2 separate regions of the Mus musculus genome follow, and region 1 is linked to region 2. A link is a loop called in an ENCODE intact Hi-C map of the cell type or tissue named here. Cell type or tissue: left cerebral cortex. All regions are shown on one strand. Each heading gives the region's core, and the rest is flanking DNA. Links, peaks and the distances in the headings are about the cores only. Region 1 holds the start of Lig4 (ligase IV, DNA, ATP-dependent). Region 2 overlaps 9530052E02Rik (RIKEN cDNA 9530052E02 gene).

Region 1 (2,803 bases), core at 45-2,544, 1.0 Mb after region 2:
GAACCCGGCTCCGCGCTGCAGCGAGGCCCCGCGCCGCCCCCGCCGCTCCTCATCGTCTTCCTCCCGCCGAGGGGCCGCCGTCGCCACTGTCTAGCCCGGAGCTCCTGCGGCGCGGCGGGCCCAGCTGGCGCAGCCTCCACTTCCGGCTCGCGCGCGGTGTCCCTGGCAAATAACCCCGCCGGCCCCCACATAACCTGTTCTCCAGCTTCCTCCCGGGAGCGCGAAGCCAACCTGTGCACCCCTATGCGCATGCGCAGGACACTGGGCTCCGCCTTCATGCTACGGTAGCCCGTAGGGGCAAGATACATCTCGGCGTTTCCAGTCAACTGCTGCCTGAACACATTTCGGAGAACAAGGAGTTTCTCTTCTCTCCTCTTCTCCCCTCCTCTCCCAAATGTGCCTGCTCTTGGCTATGCTCTTTCACTTATCTGCACTAAACTTTCTCTTCCACCATGCCTAACTTTCAGGTAGTTATGCCCTTCCTTTTTACTTTTTTTTCCCCCCACTCTGAGGATAAAACAAATTTGGTTCTCCATTAACCATGCAGCTAAAAAGCACATTAGAGCAAGAGCTTTGAATTAACTAATAGCTTTTCTCGGCTCATAATTTGTGGTTCTTTCGTATCAGTAAAGCAGAGCCCGACCTGTGCCTGACGTCGGAGCGCAGGAGCAGTTGAATAAGACACGGATGTGTAAGAGTTGTACAAGCTGTACGAGCACCGCTGATGCTCCTGTACAGTAACGTGTGGCTTTGCAACACCACAGGGAAACTATCGTGAGACTAAGGGAAACTACAGAGAAAATAACTGGCCACACGGAGCCGTAGGATCTGGCCCCACTTTAAACTAGCCCTGGACTGTCGGCCTTGTGAAATGCAGCGTAAACACATTAGACAACCCCTGAAAGCAATTGACACTCTAGTGTCTCACCAGGACTGCAAAGTTTCACCTTCAAAGAAAGTGTTCCCCACACTTTGCCTATAATTTCTGAACTCTTATTGGTGGAGTAGGGCAGGTCATAGCCACCAATGCCAGTGGAAAGTAAGAGTTTCTGAGACGTGGAGCGTACGTTTATACTTCTATTTTGAGTATCTAGTATAGTTATTGAGTGACAGTAAGGTGTTCAATAACACTATCAGCTAGCTTTATTCCAAATCACCGAGCACCATTGAAAAGCCTTTAGTCCATGTAAGTATGTTTCTGCGCCATGAATTATTTATTACTATGTAATACATAATTATTTTTATTATTATGTATTATTTCTGCACAGTGAAAAGGCTACCAAGAACACAGAACCTGAATTAATTTTGCAAAAGTCTTTTTCTGGAGCCCTAGACTTTTTAGGTGGGAGGATTCTCTTCTGTCCTGGAAGTCTTCAGAAGCCAGTCCTGTCAGGGCAGCAACCCAGGCTCCAAGTTCCTCAAATTCGGCTCAACGATGACATCCAGCGGCGAGGGACCGAACATCCTTTGCTACAGGCAGAGACAGTGGAGGCGCGCTGCGCAGGCGCTCTGAGCCGCCGCGCCGGCCCGCCCCTGCCTCGCCTGTGCCTTTAAAAGCCGGCAGGCTCGCCTGTTCCCACTGCGCCTGCGCGGCAAGCAGCTGGCGGAAACGCCCGGCCGGCTTCTTGTGGCGGCAGCTTCCGGTCGGAGTGGGGCGGGGCAACCTCTGCTAAGCAAGTGGTGTGGCGGGTTGGAGGAGGCAGGGAGGTTCTTGGTCCTAGGGAGGCTGCGTCCTTCCCGTGCTTTGTCCCAGCGTCACCACCCGCCTTCCACGGTGCAGCCGGCTCGCTGGGGACTGATTTCAGGTGGCAGCCACCGGGTGAAGAAATCGTGTCCTGATGCTTAGTTGTATCCGCACGCTGCCCTGCCCCCTGCCACCTAGCTACCTGGGACCTGCGCGCTCCCCCAGCTCCTTCATTCGGCAGGGTTGGGGTTCACGGGCTGCTTAGGTAAGCAAAGCACTAATGCAACAGGTATGGAGGCACCTTCCAAAGCCTGTGGTCATCGACTTTACCACGAGTTAAAATGTTTGAGTGCATTTGAACTTCAGCACCTGAAGCCTGCCAACGAACTTAATTGTTTTATTGGGGATGGAAAGCATAATATCAAACCTCCGAGTGATAAAACAGCAGAAATTCAAATAGTTAACTCCTGTAGTTGGTGTTGAACAAAATGTGTGTGTTTGATAGCAATTTGAATTCTTGGTTTTCTGTGTTGATAGTTGTTTTAAGATGCTCGTGTATTCACACCATTGCCTACAATACACTATTATTATAAACGCAACTTGAATCGTTTGCTCCAGCTCGTTGAGAAAAAGTTCGAGACTATATGTATTCTCCAGATATACCTATAGAAGTGCACTTGTATTGGGACATTCAGAAAGTATTTAATACACGTCATCTTACATGCGTTGTACAGAAATTATAACTGTAGTATTATGCACCACCATGTACCCACTTGAAGGACCCAGGTGGCTGGTGCAGTCAGTTATGCAAACCAGCTTCAACAAGGGAAGCAGTTAACCAAAATTGTAGTTACAGATGTCAGAAGATACAGTCCCAGGTGGCTTATCTTGATCTGACCTGCTGATTTAGTTGTGTTTCCTCTGTGAAAAATACGACTTAGAAGTGATGTTTGTTTTGTCCTCTATAAGCTACTAATGCTGTGAATAGTTTCCAGAGCAGGCTGAACTATGTTTGATGTCTATTTAACCAGCCCAGCCCTGATCCCCTCCTCCTTTTTCCATAAAGCATTTAATAATTAGTTCCACAAACAAATTTGAGCTATATGATATTCATCACTG
Region 2 (2,803 bases), core at 99-2,598:
TTTTTATATGCATGTGTGAACGTCCTCTGCACATATCTACGTGCACTACATGCCTGTCTGATGCTTTGAGGTCAGAAGGTGTTATATCCCTAGGAACTTGAGTTACAGGTAGTTGTAAACCTCCTGTAGTTGCTGAGAACTGAACTCAAGTCCTCTGCAAGAGCAGAAAGTGCCCTTAACCACTGAGTAGTCTCTCCACGCCTGGTATTTTATTTTTTAATATTTAGTTTATCTCTGTGTGTGTGTGTGTGTGTGTGTGTGTGTGTGTGTGTGTCTGTCTGAGTGAATGTCACGTGTATTTGAGTGCCTTCAGAGGTTAGAAGAGGCATTGGATTCCCCAGAGCTGTGTAGACAGTTGTGAACCATCTGTCATGGCCCTTTGGAAAAGCAGAAGGTGCTATTAACCACTGAACCATCTCTCCAGACCCAACTACTGTTACTGATACTGTATGCCAGCTTTTGTTGTAAAGGCAGAATCCCAAGGATGTGATTGGCAGGACACACATCAATCAAGCCTTTGGGATCCTTCCTTCTAGGCAAATAATAGCTCTCTCTAAACAGACCACTGATCTTCCTATTGCCATTATATTGCAGCATAAAATAGAATCCAACATGGTCTAAACTGAGACCAAGTAATCAAAAGAAAAAAAAAAAGGTTGCATATTCAGAATGAGCTAAGAAGTCATTAGCACACAATTCTAACTATTTTACTCAGAAACACCGATACACACTTGTGACTGACACTTGTCATTCATATTATTTTCTTTCCCACTCATATTTTTTTATTTCATTTTGAAATTTTTCTATGTGACACTGGCTTATTCTACAAAGCATCTGAAGTTGAATAGCCAGTGTAGAGGAAGGTTAGCTTTGGTGTTATCTAGCAAGGCATAGCATAATCCTGAGTTTAAGTTCTTGATTTCTTGTGCTGGTTTGTTTTCCGAAACTTTAAATTGTTGTTAGTAGATATTTTGCACCCTATGGTGTTGAATGTGCTCATATTCGTTCCACAGTTGCTGGTCTGCTCCCAGGCCTTGATCACGTCCCTCCTCACCTGTTACTCTGTCCTCTGCACCGATGCGTCTCTCTTACATCTTAAATCACATTTAACTGCCATCCTTCAGGATCTCAGCAAAGCCGATGTACGGTAGGTGGGAAGTAATTTCATGAAACAACCCTTCAGGCACCAGCAGAGGGGCAGCTGTGCTCACTGGACGCCTTAGAAAAAGACGTCGCCAGTGGGTGGCAGTGTGGGTAAGAGCCAGTCACATTTCCCGAGGTAGAAATCCTTAAGGCTGGGTTTTAAAAACAACCTTACAATACAGACTCGAGAAGCAGCCCGCTAATGGTTGTAAGGACATGGCAGGTTTTGGAGTGAGAAACAATTTCAGCAAACATTGGGCCACCTGGCAGGAGGCAGCTGGCTGTGTCAGTTACTTCTGGAGCCCAGGCCAACTGCTTGCTCCTGATCCACAGCACAGAGCAAAGAGCATAATTTGACCTTGCTCTCCAGAGGCTCAGGGACTTGCAGAAGGTCACTCCCAGCTGTCCCTATTTCTCCTTCAGAAAACATAGCTGTGTCACTTCAGAGACATTCTTTTTTTATTTATTTTTATTTTTATTTTTTCAGAGACATTCTTAATGTCCCTGGCATCCACTGTGTGGACCCAGAAGCAGGCAGTTCTTACTTTATACGTTATGGTGGTTGTAGCATTCAGTAAGCCTTTATTTTAGAAAACCATCCTTGAGTTAGTGCCTAGGATTATCAAGACTGTTGAATCAACATTTTTTTTTTTTTGAGACAGGGTTTCTCTGTATATCCCTGGCTGTCCTGGAACTCACTCTGTGGACCAGGCTGGCCTCGAACTCAGAAATCCACCTGCCTCTGCCTCCCGAGTGCTGGGATTAAAGGCGTGCGCCACCACGCCCGGCGAATCAACATTTTTAATGGACAGAATGAATACTAAGGTGGAAAGCTATTACAGTGTCTAATGAAATAATACAATCAATGTATACACATTCACATAAGCTCTTTTTCTTCCTTCCTTCCTTCCTTTCTTCCTTCCTTCCTTCCTTTCTTTCTTTCCTTTTTTTCCTTCCTTCCTTCCTTCCTTCCTTCCTTCCTTCCTTCCTTTCTTTCTTTCTTTCTTTCTTTCTTTCTTTCTTTCTTTCTTTCTTTCTTTCTTTCCTCCCTCCCTCCCTCCCTCCCTCCCTCCCTCCCTCCCTTCCTTCCTTCCTTCCTTCCTTCCTTCCTCCCCTCCTTCTCCTCCTCCTTCTTCTCCTCTTTTGTTTGTTTCATTTTTGAGACAAGGTCTCACTAAGAGACATGACTGGGCTGTGAGTAGACTAGGCTGACCTTGAACTTAATAGAGCTTCACCTGTTTTTGCCTGCTGAGTTTTTACACGTTCTGATTGTTGAGCTGTTGGCACTTCCAAGCACAGATACTGAGTGAGGTAGACAACAGTTACATTCTTGCCGAGAAGTTATCCTGTTGCAAACACAGAGTTCACATATTACAAAATTCTTGTGTAATTTCAGTTGAAACATACTAGCAAAGAGATGCGAGGGGGGGCTCATTAAATGCAGCAAGTCTCCCTATTAATCCTAGATGGGCAAAAGTCTGCTCAAGGTTCATTCATCAGAAATGCAAATGTTTTGAATATACTTGTGAACTAAGTTACTGAGGTCAGTGTAACAGGGCCAACTATGCCATCCTTTCTAAAGGGGAAACAGACTTGCCAACATAAACTATTGTTAGGCTTCCTGGAACACATTTTAAGTGAGGGCTGTTCACACTGGCCA

What was found. Hi-C counts contacts between places; a loop is a spot of excess contacts. Peaks named below come from ENCODE experiments on the same cell type or tissue, not always from the same donor. Only the 100,000 strongest peaks of a DNase experiment are listed, where the experiment ranks them.
Region 1: a loop joins it to region 2, with 6 times the contacts of the local background. A loop is called at or near these places in 5 of 42 quality-filtered maps.

What each region holds. Positions count from the first base shown.
Region 1 is chr8:9,975,177-9,977,979 of GRCm38, reverse strand. It overlaps Lig4 (ligase IV, DNA, ATP-dependent), which reads left to right and starts at 1,669. Exons shown (of 2, transcript NM_176953.4): 1 at 1,669-1,949. Abhd13 (abhydrolase domain containing 13) reads right to left here and starts at 263. Exons shown (of 2, transcript NM_001081119.1): 1 at 1-263. In left cerebral cortex, for the core only: CTCF peaks have their summits at 283 and 1,448; DNase peaks (open chromatin) are centred at 253 and 1,531; H3K4me3 peaks cover 1,753 bases; H3K27ac peaks cover 950 bases.
Region 2 is chr8:11,012,003-11,014,805 of GRCm38, reverse strand. The region is part of intron 1 of 9530052E02Rik (RIKEN cDNA 9530052E02 gene); the gene reads right to left. Among named protein-coding and RNA genes, the nearest start is that of Irs2, 4.5 kb to the right of the region's middle. In left cerebral cortex, for the core only: a CTCF peak has its summit at 1,220 (motif pointing right); a DNase peak (open chromatin) is centred at 1,232.